Regions from separate parts of the Homo sapiens genome. Here all the other regions are linked to region 3. Evidence: read pairs that join two places in POLR2A ChIA-PET (ENCODE). Cell type or tissue: GM12878. All regions are shown on one strand. Links, peaks and the distances in the headings refer to the core of each region. The heading gives the core; the rest is flanking DNA.

Evidence for each region. Peaks named below come from ENCODE experiments on the same cell type or tissue, not always from the same donor. Only the 100,000 strongest peaks of a DNase experiment are listed, where the experiment ranks them.
Region 1: POLR2A ChIA-PET joins it to region 3 with 5 read pairs; 2 of 35 experiments call an interaction of 5 or more read pairs at or near these places.
Region 2: POLR2A ChIA-PET joins it to region 3 with 7 read pairs; 3 of 35 experiments call an interaction of 5 or more read pairs at or near these places.

What each region holds. Positions count from the first base shown.
Region 1 is chr14:63,600,611-63,606,280 of GRCh38, forward strand. The region is part of intron 2 of WDR89 (WD repeat domain 89); the gene reads right to left. It also overlaps the pseudogene HSPE1P2. Among named protein-coding and RNA genes, the nearest start is that of WDR89, 38 kb to the right of the region's middle. In GM12878, for the core only: no CTCF peak of the experiment used is centred there; no DNase peak of the experiment used is centred there.
Region 2 is chr14:63,713,629-63,719,298 of GRCh38, forward strand. All of the region lies in intron 1 of SGPP1 (sphingosine-1-phosphate phosphatase 1), which reads right to left. Among named protein-coding and RNA genes, the nearest start is that of SGPP1, 12 kb to the right of the region's middle. In GM12878, for the core only: no CTCF peak of the experiment used is centred there; no DNase peak of the experiment used is centred there.
Region 3 is chr14:63,451,703-63,457,372 of GRCh38, forward strand. PPP2R5E (protein phosphatase 2 regulatory subunit B'epsilon) reads right to left here. Exons shown (of 14, transcript NM_006246.5): 3 at 1,987-2,183. Among named protein-coding and RNA genes, the nearest start is that of PPP2R5E, 89 kb to the right of the region's middle. In GM12878, for the core only: no CTCF peak of the experiment used is centred there; a DNase peak (open chromatin) is centred at 3,306.

The sequences.
Region 1 (5,670 bases), core at 238-5,237, 150 kb after region 3:
CTACTCAAGTCATCTTCAGGATTGGCAAGGATCTCCACTTTGGAATAATCTTCTCCTGGCCCCAGCTGCCTTACACAACTTTAGAATTTAAACATAGATATGTAGGCAAAAAAAAAAAAAAAAAAAAAAAAAAAAAAAAAAAAAGGTTTCCCAAAAATATTCATGCCTTAATCCCTGGAATCTGTGAATATGTTAGGTTACAAAGGAAAACTGAAGTTGTACATGGAATTAAGGTTGCTTATCAGCCTAATATAAGGCTAACCTTAAAATAGGGAGATTATCCTAGATTATCTGTTATCACCGTGGCCCAATATGGTAACAACTGTCTTCAAAAGTGGAAGAGGGAGGCAGAAGAGTCAGAGGAAGAGGTTCCCATAGAAGAAAGGCAAAGACACAGAGAGATACAATGTTGCTGGTTTTGAAGACAGAGGCTGAGAGTGGCCTCTAGAAACTAAAAAGCAAGAAAAGATTGTCCTCTAAGCCTCCAAATGGAAATGCAGCCCTGTTGACATCTTAATTTTAGCCCAGTGACATCCATTTTGGACTTCAGACCTCCAGAACCGTTAAGATAATAAACTTAATGTTATTTCAAACAACTAAGTTTGCAGTAATTTGTTATAGCAGCAATAGGAAACGAATACAACAGAGGTTCCCAGTATAGAATCCTGGAGAAGTCCTTCTAAGGCAGTAGCAGCTTGTGATAGTAGAACTGGGATTTGAACCTAGGCATTCTGGCTTCAGGCTTCACGGACTGTGCTCTAAACCACCATACTAGATTGCCTCTCCAGGGTGGGCTGTATGTAGGACAAGTTCAAGGCCAGAAAAACATGCATGCCTAGTAACACTATAATAAATTCTTGACACTAGAGCAGAGTACGAGTCTGAGGTGGAGGGAGTCATGGCAGGACAAGCGTTTAAGTTTCTTCCACTCTTTGACCGAGTATTGGTTGAAAGGAGTGCTGTTGAAACTGTAACCAAAGGAGGCATTATGCTTCCAGAAAAATCTCAAGGAAAAGTATTGCAAGCAACAGTAGTCGCTGTTGGATCGGGTTCTAAAGGAAAGGGTGGAGAGATTCAACCAGTTCGTGTGAAAGTTGGAGATAAAGTTCTTCTCCCATAACATGGAGGCACCAAAGTAGTTCTAGATGACAAGGATTATTTCCTATTTAGAGATGGTGACGTTCTTGGAAAGTACGTAAACTGAAATAAGTCACTATTGAAATGGCATCAACATGAAGCTGCCCATTCCACCGAAGTTCTGAAATCTTTCATCATGTAAATAATTTCCATATTTCTCTTTTATAATAAACTAAATAACTAATGAAAAAAATAAAATAAATTCTTCTATTGTGCTTTCTCATCAGTGAATATTCTTTCTAGCCTGTCTAACAAATTCATTTTCATTCTTAAGATGAAATGTTTTTTCTGTTGCTTTAGTGATATCTTCTTAAGCATCTGTCTTTTCATCTTTAAAAGGGGAAATGAGTACTAACTCAAGAACTGTTAGGAGGATTAACTAATGCATGCCATGTGTTCTGCACAATGTATGGCATATCATAGTACCTACACAATAGATGTAATAGGTCAGGCATGGTGGCTCATGCCTGTAATCCCAACACTTCTGGAGGCCGAGGCAGCGATCACTGAGGTCAGGAGTTCGAGACCAGTCTGGTCAACATGGTAAAACCCCGTCTCTACTAAAAATACAAAAATTAGTTTGGTGTTGTGGTGCACACCTGTAATCCAGCTACTCGGGAGGCTGAGGCAGGAGAACTGCTTGAGGTAGAGGTTGCAATGAGCCAAGGTCTTGCCACTGCACTCCAGCCTGAACAACAGAGTGAGATTCCTACTCAAAAAAAAAAAAAAAAAAAAAAAAAGATGGCTGGACATGGTAGCTCACGCCTGTAATCCCAGCACTTTGGGAGGCCAAGGCGGGCAGATCACCTGAGGTCGGGAGATTGAGACCAGTCTGACCGACATGGAAAAACCCCGTCTCTATTAAAAATACAAAATTAGCCAGGCGTGGTGGCACATGCCTGTAATCCCAGCTACTCGGGAGGCTGAGGCAGGAGAATCGCTTGAACCCAGGAGGAGGAGGTTGCGGTGAGCCGAGATCGCGCCGTTGCACTCCATCCTGGGCAACAAGAGTGAAACTCCATCTCAAAAAAAAAAAAAAAGATGTAATATAAAAATTACCAGTATCACCATATAAGGGAGAATTTGGATCTATCAGAGAGCTCCAAATAGCACAATTACATCAAACAGCAAAAAATATTAGTAAGTTGGATTTGGGTTTTTTAAAATTTATTTTATTTTTTTGTATTTTTAGTGGAGATGGGGTTTCACCGTGTTAGCCAGGATGGTCTCGACCTCCTGACCTCGTGATCCGCCTGCCTCGGCCTCCCAAAGTGCTGGGATTACAGGCGTGAGCCACCACGCCCAGCCTGGATTTGGGTTTAAAATAGAAATAAGCATTCCCTCCAACTTTTAATTTTCAACATTTATTTTTACTTATTTTTCCTTTGGAGATGGCATCACAGCTCATTAATTTTCAACATTTATAAGTGCGCACACACAAAAAGTTCTAATGCACACACACAGTTCACCTTCTAGGTTCACTGTTAACTTCTTGCCACATTTGCTTTCTCTCTCTACACACACACACACACACACACCCCACTGCTTTTTAAAAATGAACCTTTTGATGAGAGTTAGCTGCAGACAAAGTATCACTCCATTCCTAAATACTTCACTATAACAGCATCTCTCCAACCTTCTGTTTTTCATGTCATGGAATTTTTTGAATATCCTATTCTTCAACAACTTTCATCCAAAGAGTTCAGGATCTATTAATTGTCCTTGCCTAAATCAATGATTATGCTAGAATCTGTAAAACAGTCCTTTTCTATCATTCTTTCTACCTTAGCAGGCATTCTTCTATAAACAAGAGCTTTTTTCCTTTCTCTGCTTCTTTGACTAGGAAATCACAATTCTTAAAAACTGTGTATCATAATCTATCGCTTTGTTGCTTTTTGATGCTCAAAGTGTCTGGACTTGGCCATTAAGACCCTTTAAGCCAGCTTCTGAAGCCTTCTGATAGGACCCCATCAGTCTGTAAGCCCCACATGAGAAACTCCGTGGAAGCATTAGGTAGCTCTAAAAATGGTGTTCTTCCTTCAACTTAAGTATTCAGACATGAAATGACCATTTTCCAGTAACGCTGGGGTAGTCACCTCCACAGCTGCTGAGGTAGCTAGCACAGTACAACTGTTCTGTGGTTTTCCCGCCAGACAAAATAGCCTTACCTTGAACACGTCAGGCTTGCTCCTGCCTCAGGACTGCAGCAACAGCTGTTTGCCTGGAGTATTCTTTCCCTGCATGTCTGCATGAGTGACTCCTTCCTGTTATTCAGGTCTCAGCATATGTCACCTGCCCAGAGAGAGTCTCTCCACTGCCAATCAACGTGAAAAAGCCCCTGTCATTTCCTATCACATCCTTACCCTGTTTCACTAATTTAAAAATTAAAAATGATGGCCAGGTGCAGTGGCTCATTCTTGTAATCCCAGCATGTTGAGAAGCCAGGGCAGGCAGATTGCTTGAGCCCAGGGGTTCGAGACCAGCCTGGGCAACAAGGCTAAACCCCACCTCTACAAAAAAATGCAAAAATGAGGCAGGTGTGGTAGTGCACGCCTGTAGTCCCAGCTACTTGGGAGGACTGCTTGAGCTCGGGAGGTGGAGGTTGCAATGAGCCAAGATCATGCCACTGCACTCCAGCCAGGACAACAGGGCAAGACCCTGTCTCAAAAAAAAACTGACACAAAATTTAAAATGTTTAATTATGAAGTATTTCAAATGTACAAAGGTGTAGAAAAAAATATAAGACACCCAAACATGTACCACCTATACTTAACAAATATTAACATTTTTTACTGTATCTGCCTCAGTTTAACAAAATGGAACATTACAGACACAAGTAAAACTTCACTCCAATAATTAAGAATTTAGAATAATGGCACCATATTTATATGTATCTTTCTTGCAATTTGCTCTTTTCACTCAATATAATTTTTAAAAAGTCCTGTTTTAGTGGTGAACTTATTACCTAACTCTTTCTTGCTTATTTGTTAATAAGTGGTTGCTGAATACATTAATGCCTAACTGATTCAACTTTCACACATTAAAATCACCACGTAAGGACGCTGCGGTCAATGACAGACCACATTTATGATAGTTAAGATTATAATGGAGGCCAGGTGTGGTAACCCATGTGTGTGATCCCAGCACTTTGGGAGGCCAAGCCGGGCAGCCAGGCAGATCACTTTAGCCTAGGAGTTTGAAACCAGCCTGAGCAACATAAAGAAACCCCTTCTCTACACAAAAAATACAAAAATTAGCCAGGCATGGTGGTGCACGCCTATAGTCCCATCTACTGGGGAGGCTGAGGCAGGGGAATGCTTGAGCCCGGGAGGCTGAGGCTGCAGGGAGCTGTGATTGCACCACTGCACTTCAGCCTCGGCGACAGAGCAAGACACGTGCTGTCTGTCTCTCTCTCTCTCTATATATATATATATACACACACACACACATATATACATACACATACACACACACACACACACACACACACACACACGAGCTGGGAAAGTTCCATCATCTAATTGTGGTCCCTGCAAATTCATGGCACAATGCATTACTCATGTGTCTGTGGTGATGCGTGTATAAACAAACCTATTGCACTGCCAGTCATATAAAAGTATAGTGCATACAATTATGTACAGTACATAATACTTCATAAAGACAATAAAGGACTATGTTACGGGTTTATGTTACTCGTTTAAAAGTCCAATACTATACTTTTTTTTTTTTTGAGACGGAGTTTCGCTTTGTCACCCAGGCTGTAATGCAGTGGCACCATCTCAGCTCACTGCGACCTCTGCCTCCCGGGTTCAAGAAATTCTCCTGCCTCAGCCCCCGAAGCAGCTGGGATTACAGGCATATGCCACAATGCCCAGCTAATTTTTGTGTTTTTAGTAGAGACAGGGTTTCACCACGTTGGCCAGGCTGATCTCGAACTCCTGACCTCAGGTGATCCACACACCTCGGTCTCCCAAAGTGCTGGGATTACAGGCATGAGCCACCATGCCCGGCAAGACTATACTTTTAATCGTTATTTTAGAGTGGACTTTCTCTACTTATTGAAAGGAAGTTAACTGTGAACAGCCTCAGGCAAGTCCTTCAAAGCGTATTCCAGAATGCACTGTTCTCATAGAAGATGACAACTCCATGTGTTATTGCTCCTAAAAACCTTCCAGTGGGATAAGACATGGAGTAGAAGACCACAAAATTGATGATCCTGACCGTGTGTGGGCCTAGGCTAATGTGTGTGTCTTTTTTCTTCTTTTTTTTTTTGGAGGCAGGGTCTTGTTCCATCACTCAGCAAAGTAGCGCCATCATGGCTCACTGCAGCCTCAACCTCCCAGGCTCAGGCCACCACATCCAGCTAATTTTTGTATTTTTGGTAGAGACAGGGTCTCACTATTTTGACCAAGCTGGTCTCAAACTTCTGGGCTCAAGCAATCTTCTTGCCTCAGCCTCCCAAAGTGGTGAGATTACAGGCATGAGCCACTGTCCCCAGCCTGTGTCTCAATTTTTAACAAAAGAGTTTTAGAA
Region 2 (5,670 bases), core at 285-5,284, 260 kb after region 3:
GAATTTGAAAGCCAAAATCTAGGGAAGAAATTTAGCACATTTTTGGTTGTATGTGGGATAGCCATATCATGTTAGGTGAAGTATTTTCTTGCTATTGTCTTTACATGGAAATTATATACAGTTCATACATATGGGTGTGAAGTTGACAAGGTTTGAATTTGTGGACTTAATTTTAGGTGTCAGCTTGACTGGATTAAGAAATACCTAGAAATCTGGTAAAGCATCATTTTGGGTGTGTCTGTGAGCATGTTTCCAGAGGAGATTAGTGTATGAGTCAGAGTGGACTAGATGGGAAAGATCTGCCCTCAATGTTGGCATGCACCATCTAATCTGCAGGAGGCCCAGACAGAACATATCCAGAAGGTTAACTGGATTCTTTGGGAGATGGGACAGACTTTTCTTCTGCTGCCTTGGATGTTAGAACTCCAGGCTCACCAGCCTTGGGATTCCAGCACATACTTACACCAGCAACCACCCAGATCCTGAGGCTTTCAGCCTTGGACTGGGAGTTACACCATCAACTTCCCTGGTTCACAAGGTAAAAATGTAGAAACTTAATAAACGAAGTGATGTACATCTGCATTTGTGAAAGATAAAATTTCTTGAGATCTTGACTCTTTGGGTGACTGCACATGTGGTAGCTGGCCCATGTGGTTTTTGATGGATCTCATCAAAAGGCTCAGATTGTCTATCATGGTATTTCAGATGACCACAGTTAATAAAGTGGAGTGCACACAATTACCAGCCATAGTGATAAATGTTTGTACTTCACTTTTTTAACTCTTTATTTTTTTTAATTTTCATTTTTTACTAATGGAGTCTCGTTCTATCTCCCAGGCTAAGACACAGTGGCATGATTATAGTTCGCTGCAGCCTCCAACTCCTGGGCTCAAGTGATCCTCCCACCTCAGCTTCCCAAGTATCTGGGACTACAAGTACATACCACCACACCTGGCTAATGTTTAAATTTTGTGTAGAGAAAGGGTCTTGATTTGTTGCCCAGGCTGGTCTCGAACTCCTGGCCTCAAGTGATCCTCCTGCTTTGGCTTTCCAAAGTGCTGGGATTACAGGCATGTGCCACCATGCCCAGCCTTGACCTCCTTCTATTTTTATTTATTTTTTTTTTTTTGAGACAGGGTCTCACTGAGTTGCCCAAGCTGGAGTATAGTGATGTGGTTACAGCTCACTGCAGCCTCAGGTGATTTTTCCCCACCTTAGCCTCCAGAGTAGCTGGGACCACAGGCACACACCACCACGCCTGGCTAACTTTCTATATTTTTTATAGTGATGGAATTTCACCATGGTGCCCAGGCTGGTATCCTGAGCTGAAGAGATCCTCCTGCCTCAGCCTCCTAAAGTGCTGGGATTACAGGCATGAGCCACTGCTCCCAGCCGACCTTTTTTTTTTTTTTTTTTGAGATGGAGTGTTGCTCTTGTTGCTCATGCTGTGATTTTGGCTCACTGCAACCGCTGCCTCCCGAGTTCAAGTGATTCTCCGCCTCAGCCTACCAAGTAGTTGGGATTACAGGCGCCTGCCACCACGCCCAGCTAATTGTTTGTATTTTTAGTAGAGACAGGGTTTCACCACGTTGGCCAGGCTGGTCTCGAACTCCTGACCTCAGGTGATCCACCCACCTCAGCTTCCCAAAGTGCTGGGATTACAGGCATAATCCACCGCACCCAGCCAATGACCTTATGAATACAGTTCATCTGCTCATAACTGTTGTACCTGTGCAACTGTCATTAGTATACCTGAGTATGCTTATAAAAATATGTATGTTATTATTGTCTATTTTATTGTTTAAAGTGACTTATGAAGCATTCTGTTGTGTGTTTGTATGTTGTTCGAATAAAACCCCCTTTTTTTTGAGCCGGAGTTTCACTCTTGTGAAACTCAGATCCATGAGAAAAGGGAAACAAATGAGCCCTGTGATTGCATTATCCTGCTGCTAGAGGCAGTTTCCAGGCTGTAGCACAGGAGGAAGAATCAAAACTGAGTCCAGCAGTTTCCCTGAGTTAAGGGGAGAAAGACTAGTATCCTCAGAAGCCAAAGAGGCTGTAATTTGCAGGACAGAGTATTGGAGAGACAAATCTCAGAGACTGAGCCCTGGAGATATGTAGAGGGAACTCATGAAGTTGCTGGCTGAGTACTAATCTGTGCATGCATGGGGAGAAATCCACCAGACTGTAGAAAAAACCACTGTGGAGAGGAGCAGGCCAAACAATTCCCAAAGCTCATATAAGCTTGCAATTGCTTTCCCATCAAGCAGTGAAGAGGGAATTGGGTAGAATGGTTAGAAGGTTATCATGTAAGTAGTGAAGCTAAATTAGCCTTAACCTACGATTATTCTGGACCATCCTATCAAACCTAGAAGGATTTAAACTGACAAGTAATTTAACTGCACACCAGAACAAACTCCAAGACTATGTAAAGAAATACAACAAAATCCAAAACTGTAAAAATTACCAAGCAAGGAATTAGGAAAATATGATCTATAATCAGGAGAAATAATAGAAACACACAAAGATGACAAAGATGATGGAATTAGAAGATAAATACCTTAAGATTGCTATAAAACATCTTATAAATTGGCTGGGCAAGGTACTGTAATCCCAGCACTTTGGGAAACGGGGGTGAGAGGATAGTATGAGCCCAGGAGTTCAAGACCAGCCTGGCCAACATGGTGAAACCCCATCTCTACTAAAAATACAAAAATTACCTGGGTGTGGTGGCGAGCGCCTGTAATCCCAGGTACTTGGGAGGCTGAGGCAGGAGAATCGCTTGAATCCGGGGGGTGGAGGTTGCAGTGAGCCAATATCACACCTCTGCACTCTAGCCTGGGCAACAGAGCAAGACTCAGTCTCAAAAAAACAAACAAAAAAATTAAAAATATAAAATTAAAAAATTTAAAAAATTAGCCAGGCATGGTGGCACACACCTGCAGTCCTAGCTACTCTGGATGCTGAGGCAGGAGGTTCCCTTAAACCCAAGAGTTCGAGGCTCTTGGGTTTAAGATCTCACAATTGCACCCCAGCCTGGGTGACAGTGAGTCTCTGTACCCAATAATACTTTTTTTTTTTTTGAGATAGAGTCTCACGCTGTCACCCAGGCTGGAGTGCAGTGGCACAATCTCAGCTTACAGCAACCTCTGCCTCCTGGGTTCAAGCAATTCTCCTGCCTCAGCCTCCCAAGTAGCTGGGATTACAGGCGCCCACCAACATGCCAGCTAATTTTTGTATTTTTAGTAGAGAGGAGGTTTCTGCATGTTGGCCAGGCTGGTCTCAAACTCCTGACCTCAGCTGATCCACCTGCCTTGGCCTCCCAAAGTGCTGGGATTACAGGCATGAACCACCGTGCCCAGGACCCAACTGTAATTTTTAAAAATCTTCTGAACTTACTCAAGAATACAGAAATATAATGAGCTGAGAAATTGAAGATTTTTTAAAAGACCCAAATGCAATTTCTAGATATAAACTACACAGAATCTGAAATTATACCCTATCCTACTTGATAAAATTACCAGAAAATTAGAGATTGCAAAAGAACAGGTAAGTGAACTTAAAGCCATAGCAACAGAAACTGTAAAAAAGGAAGCAGGGAAAGCAAAAATGCTTAAAAAAAAAAAAAAGAATAGAGCTTCAGGGACCTGTGAATGAACAGTTTAAAACACATGAAATTGGAATTTCTCTTTTTTTTTTTTTTTGAGACGGAGTCTCACTCTGTCGCTCACGCTGGAGTGCTGTGGCATGATATCCGTTATCGGCTCACTGCAAGCTCCACCACCCAGGTTCACGCCATTCTCCTGCCTCAACCTCCCGAGTAGCTGGGACTACAGGCACCCACCATCATGCCCGGCTAATTTTTTTGCATTTTTAGTAGAGCTGGGGTTTCACCATGTTAGCCAGAATGGTCTCAATCTCCTGACCTCGTGATCCGCCAGCCTCGGCCTCCCAAAGTGCTGGGATTACAGGCATGAGCCACCACACCCGTACTGAAATTGGAATTTCCAAAGAACCGAATGGAAGTGGGGAAGGGAGAGGAAAAAAATTCTAAAAATAATGCTGAAGATCTTCCAAATATAACGAAAACTACAAACCCATGGATTCAAGCTCAATGACCTCAAAGCAGAAGAAATACAAAGAAAAAGCATGTTAAGGCACATCATTTTTAAATTGCTCAACACTAGAGAAAAAGAGAAAATTTTAAAACCAGCCAGAATAAAAAATACATATTAAGTACTGGGGATCACAAATAAGAATTTCAGCAGATATTTTGTCAAAAACTATGCAAGCCAGAAGGCAATGGTACAACATAGTACTAAAAGTGCCAAAAGTAGCCGGGCACAGTGGTTTACAACTGTAATCCCAACACTTTAGGAGGCTGAGGCAGGCAGATTACTTGAGGTTAGGAGTTTGAGACCTGCCTGGCCAACACAGTGAAACCCTATCTCTACTAAAATTACAAAAAAATTAGCCAGGCATGTTGGTGCTCGCCTGCAGTCCCAGCTACTTGGGAGGCTGAGGCAGGAGAACTGCTTGAACCCAGGAGGTGGAGGTTGCAGTGAGCCAAGATTGGGCCACTGTATGCCATCCTGGGGAACAGCGCAAGACTCCATCTCAAAAAAAAAAAAAAGAAGTGCCAAGAGAAAAAACAAAACTATCAACCTAGAATTCTGAATTCTGTATCTTTATTTTTGGATTCTGTACCTCATGAAAATATTTTTCCAAAATTAATTCAATATATTTTTCAAATAAAAGAGCTAAGGAAATGTTATCACCAGCAGATCTATAGTAGAAAAAATGTGAAAAGAGGCTCTTTAGGTAGGAGAAAAATTATACCAGTTCCAAAACCATATTGGGACATTCTATATCATACATTGGAACATTATACAAAAATAATAACGATGAATTGTGAGCCTTAGGACATATATGGATATAAATGCATGACAAAGAGAGGGCAGGGATAAGTGGAAATATACTGTTGCAAGGTTCTGATGCTATACTTGAACTAATGTAATATTATTTTAAGGTGAAGCAACCACTAAAAAAAGATACAGTTTTTAAAAATCAACATGTGCCCTATAAATATATGCCTACTAGGTACCCATAGCAATAAAAAAATTAAAAATCTGTAAAGATCAGTAAGTAAAATACCAATAATCTAAGTGAAAAAAAATAAAAGAAATGCTTTGAATAGACAGCTCACAGAAAAGGAAACATAAGTGGTCAATAAACCTATGGAAAGTTCTTCAACTTTACTGATAAGACTAATTCAAATTAAATACAATGTTAAAATTACTTTGTCATCTGTAAAATTAGGATAGTAAAAATTCATATATATGTATATACATATATATATATATATATATATATATATATATATATATTTTTTTTTTTTTTTTTTTTTTTTTTTTTTGACATGGAGTTTAGCTCCTGTCATCCAAGCTGGAGTGCAGTGGCATGATCTTGGCTCACTGCAACGTATGCCTCCCAGGTTCAAGCGATTCTCCTGCCTCAGCTCCCGAGTAGCTGGGATTACAGGTGCTTGTCACCACACCCGGCTAATTTTTGTATTTTTAGTAGAGACAGGGCTTCTCCATGTCTGACCTCGGCTGATCCGCCCACCTCAGCCTCCCAAAGTGCTATGATTACAGGTGTGAGCCACCACGC
Region 3 (5,670 bases), core at 417-5,416:
TCTGAATTCTGGGTGATAATGATGCGTCAATGTAGGATCATCAATTGTAACAAATGTACTGCTCTGGTGGGAGTGAGGGGGGAGGTGTTGATAATGGGGGAGGCTGTGCTTGTGCAGGGACAGGGGCATATGAGAAATCTCTGTACTTTCCTCTCAATTGTGCTGTGAACCTAAAACTGCTCTTAAAAAATTAAATTTTTAAAAATAAATAAGTATACAGATGTCCTCATACAAAGGCAAACTGATGTGTGTATAAGGATATTCATAGAGTACTGCTTAAATATGGTACATTCACACAATAAATATTATGCAGCTATAAAAAGAATATGGCAACTTTATATGTACTGAAATATATATTGCTAAGTGAAAAAAGCAAGGTACAGAAAATACATAGTGTGCCACCATTTGTGTGCTTACAAAAAAAAATATTTATACATATGTTTGCATATACTTATATATTCATGAACTATCCATGGGAAGATACAGAAGAAAGTCATAACCGATACCTCTGTTGGCTGATGATACAGGTAGGCTAAAACCAGGGACTGTGCTCTGCAGAAGGCAGGTAGACTAGAGAAGATCCTCTGCATCACATTAAGAGGTTTAGATAGCATGCAAACTCAAGAGCAAGGTTTCTCAACAGTGGCACTTGTGATATCTGGGGCCAGATAATTCTTTATTGTGGGGGCCACCCGGTACATTGTAAAATGTTTAGCAGTATCTCTGGCCTCTCCCACTAGATGCTGGTAGTACTCTCCTCTCACATCTAGTTGTGACTACCAAAAATGTCTCTAGACACTGACAAATGTCCCCTGTAAGGTAAAATCACACCTGGTTGAGAAGCACTGCTCAAGAGCCACACGGTCATCTTTAACCTACAAAACATTCTAGTGCTACATTCCTGTAAATTAACAACAAATCCAATATACATTCAGATATAGAACTGAGGAATATATTGGGCATCGTTTTCAGATGACCTTCATTATTTCAGTCACAGTCTCACGCTGAGATCATTCAAGTGCCTTTGCAAATCTGAACTATCATTTTTAAACATATCTACTCCATCACAAAAGTCTCTTTTCTGCATTGGTTGAATACAAATGATAAAGAACTAAATACAAAAGCCAGGCAGATGTTCCGCAGTACACAGAGAGTGTGCCAGATCCTGCAATGGACTCCTCAACGATGCACTGACCTTAAGGATCTCTGAGGCTATTTCACCAGTCAGTAGACCAGCTTCCCCACCCTGCAAAGCCCATCCCCAAATAGCGTGCACTCTCCAGCTCCAAGATCTTCTGGGATGCCAAGAAAGGCAACTCTCCCACAGAAATCTATCAGAAAACCACATTTTGGCTCAGCTTTTGAAAAACTAAAATAATTGTTCACACAGTAAGAATGTAATTACTCACATTATGTTAATAATGTTTTTCCTCATAACTCCTAATGACCACACAAAATCTAAGACACTATTCAAAAATCATAAAAGGTATCAACCCTGACTTCAAGGAGATTATAAAGAGAAGCGTTAGTTATAAAGCCCAAGAGAGGCCTTAACTACATTCTACAAATCACAATTTTATTAAGCATTAAGCCATTTCTAATATACCACAATGAATAAGATTAAAAAAAAAAAAGACATCCAACAGGCTTGAATATTTTTCAAACACGGATCTAAGACTTTTGTTATTTTCCTGTGTCTTTTCTTTTGCCAAAGCTAGAAATCCAGTAATACCCTGGCAATCTTGGCTTCATATTTTGAAGTCATTTATTGCTTCAGCACTGTCGTAGTTAAAGTTCTGGATTTCGTTCTCATGAAATCATGCTCTTCAAATTCTAGCACTGTGCCGACTACATTTGCTTAGCTCTCCAAAGGTTGGCTCTCATTTGTGGAGTTGACCTCCAATGACCTCACTCTTGCAATATATACACCTGTGAGTCACTATGGAAGATGCTTAAAAGTGTCCGCGGAGAAAAAAAGAAACTCACCATTCTAACTACTTCAGGGTAAGTCTGCTCTGTCAAACAGCCTCTGCTTATTGTAATGTAGTCCACCAGTTCATTAAGAGTGGAGCGCTTGTATTCTTTCATTTTAAGATCAGATAGCGTGTCCATGAAGTCAAAAATGACACAGCACTGCTGAAGTTTCTTTAGGAACAGTTCAGGCTGCTCTGAGGATGGAACGTCTAAGAAAAAAAAAGGAAATGGTGTAAGTCTGTCATCAATTTCCAGGTAACAGGAATTCTCTGTGAAAGTTACTTCAAAGGCAAGCTAAAAAAAAATAAGAATTCACATGACAACAGTGTTCTTTTTCACAGTTACACATGGGTGGGAGGGGATACCGTATCTACTACTTCAGAGACCTTGTCTTTGAAAACTACATTGTACCAACAAAATTGACTGTATTTGCTATTCCACAACCAAGGATTGACCAAAATCCCAAAAGACTTTAGAAGGTTGAAGCAAATTTTAACCAAAAACACCCCAATGTCAATACCTTTAAATTAAAAACACTGAAAAAGGTCAAACTTTCCCTTATAAGAAAGCTTTCGCTGTGGTTTAAATTAGTTTTACTAAAAAATTTCAAAGCAGAAATGTCAGTTGATTTATTTTAATTTCATGCTGACATCCTTGGTATTTAAAGCTATTGTTGTGTGTTTATATTTTTTTGTTTTGTTTTGGCTTGATCTGTATGAAGTTTCTTTCTGAAAGAAACCTGAAAAATCTACTAAATGAAACAATACCAACTCTCTCAAAAAGAGCACACCAGCAATAAGAAAATAAGAGTAAATGCCATATAAATCTACATTCTCTTTTTACCCATCTTCTTGTACTGTGAGAGAAAACCACTAACATCTTATATTAATATGTTCCCAGAATGGACATCTGCTCTTTTCCCGCAAACAGCAGGTCAGACATTTGGCTTGGCGTTGTTTCTAAAAAATATGTAGAAATTTTAGGTTAGTTGAAATTCCTCAGCTAGAAAGGAGCCTGATCTACAGTTGGACTTCAAATATACCGACTAAGCTGTAGACAGCCTATCCCCTCCTATCTTCTTTCCAATATTTCATTCCCCCAAACTGGAGCTTCCCTGGAGAAGCAATGAAAATTATAACCAGGGTAGGCTCTACTGCCTTCATCCAAGGTGATTAGCTCATTAATCCTCAGAACATCCTTAGAAAGAAGCAGGTGGCATTATTCTTCTCCATTTTTCACACACACACAAAATAGAGACAATCATTGAGGTCCCACAGGGAATGGGTTACAGAGCTGGGCAAAGTGCCCAGGTCTCTAACCACACTCCCATGTTCCTTTTGTACTAAGCAAGAAGGACCTTAACAGTGTGTAGTCACTTGCAGTCATCCTCAGTTGCCAGCCTTCTGGTAAATGCTTTACAATGGCCTCCTGGCTTGGGCTGCCTGCTCCCTGGAGAGGAGGGCAACAGCATACAGCACCCCCCTTACAGCCACCAGCAGCAGGAAGTGAAGGCCAGCCTCATTTTCACAGGACCCACCAGGCTCCTCTCTACAACCTTCTACCCCACCTTACACCCCACAACCCAAATGCCAGCATAGCTACCTCGGACCTCACAGGCAATTCTGGCAAAACACTGCCAGTTAAGTAAACCTAGATGAGAGTGGATAGGACACCTAAATACATAGGCTTTCTCTACCAGACATTAGAGAACAAGAAGCAGTCCATATCTTTGAATGTATAGCATCACTCCTACTCTCAGCAAAAACAAGTATTGAATTTAGAAATTATTAACCAGTGAGTTTCCCTTCCCCCATCACTCCTAGGTCCCCAAAAGCACAATGTGTCTTGCAGTCATGATATAGGTCTTATCCTATGCCCCCCTGGATTTAATCGGTTTTACAATATTTAGCCTTAGACTACAAGAACTAAATTCAGTCAGACCAAACTCTCTAAGTGCTACCTGCTTTGGGCGTTTAAAATAAATAAATAAAAATGAAATAAGGCTGCTTATGAGCATGACTATATCCTTAACCAATGACTAATTCATGCACAGGACCATCACAGTTAATTACTAAAATCTTTCGAGATCGAAATCAGACCCCAGACCTAGCAGCCGAATGGGAATACTGATGCTGCAAAGGGGGCAAGAAAAAGCTTTTTTTTTTTTAGTTTGAGATGAAGTCTTGTTCAAGCAATTCTCCTGCCTCAGCCTTCTGAGTAGCTGGGCTTACAGGCATCCACCACCACACCCAGCTAATTTTTGTATTTTTAGTAAAGACAGGGTTTTGCCATGTTGGCCAGGCTGGTCTCAAACTCCTGACCTCAGGTGATCTGCCCACCTCGGCCTCCCAAAGTGTTGGGATTACAGGCATGAGCCACCGCCCTGGCCAAGAAAAAGCTTATTAATATAACATTCGTTACAGGTCAAAATCTTTAGGGAAATTTTAATTAATTCAATATTTGATATAGTGATTTTAATAAAGTCTAAAAATCAGACTATCTACATGTTGAACTCCTTAACATAGCATATATAACTTATAAAAGCATCGATGAATTGTAGTCTTTCCTCCTAAAGTACATCATCATTTAAGCAGTGACAACAACAATTAACATTTGTGGTCACTGCAATAGTACTCAAGAGATTCATATACTTAGCAGTTCAAAAAATTTAGGCAGTTAACACTTAGTCCTATTTTTTAATGTTAGGCAGTTGAAATTTATCCTTTATTTGTGCAAAGTGATATAATGTCATAGACAAATGTGAAACAGGCTATCCACCTGTCCAGTGGAATAAGGATAATAACTTACATTTATTGAATATATTGGGTACATTTATTGGGCACTTTATCTAAGCACTTATACATATTATATCTCCTTTAATCCCTTCAATGGCCTTCTGCAGTAGGTACTATTTCTAACTTAACAAATGAGTAAACCAAAACACAGAGTCAGTGACTTGCCCATAGTCACACAGTTAATAAGCAGTGGAGACAGGATTCAAACCCAAGTGGATTGGCTCCAAAGCCTGGACCCTTCACCACTGTGCAATGCAACACGAAACACAGTGAAAGACCAGAGTGATACCCTATTCCAGAACACAGGGTGTGTGCAAACACAGAAGAGGAGGAAGAAAGCAGACAAAATGAACAAATGACTCTCCATTCATAAAGCATCATGCTAAACCCCTTCTCTATCTCCCCTCTAGCCCATGCACCAAGAATTAACACAGCAAAAGCTGCGATTTGTCCTTTATCATAAACTAAATTCTTTCTAAAATGACCTACCTTCATTAAATTAAAAAACTTGCACAGTCAAGATGAACCAAAAGGGGGTTCTTAAAGAGACAATCCCTTTATGGTAACAATTTAGGAAAGTTTTATACATGTTGAAGGATGACCAGTCCAAACAAGAGGTTCTTCATATAATGTCTGGGCCTCAGACTGTCCCATATAGCTAATACTGCTCCCAATCTCCTCTCTCATCTACCTAGTCCCAGGTGGATGTGAAAAGGTAGAATGTGAGAAGGCAGGACAGGCCAGAGATCAGAGAAGGAACAATCTCTGAGTAGTCCAGAAGGTTTCCACTATATAAGAAAAGTTTAGTGTCTATGTAAGCAGTCCCTGAAGTAGATCCAAATATTCTTTTTAAATAAACATTTATTAAAAGGATCACTTAAGAAGCCATAAAGAGAATCTC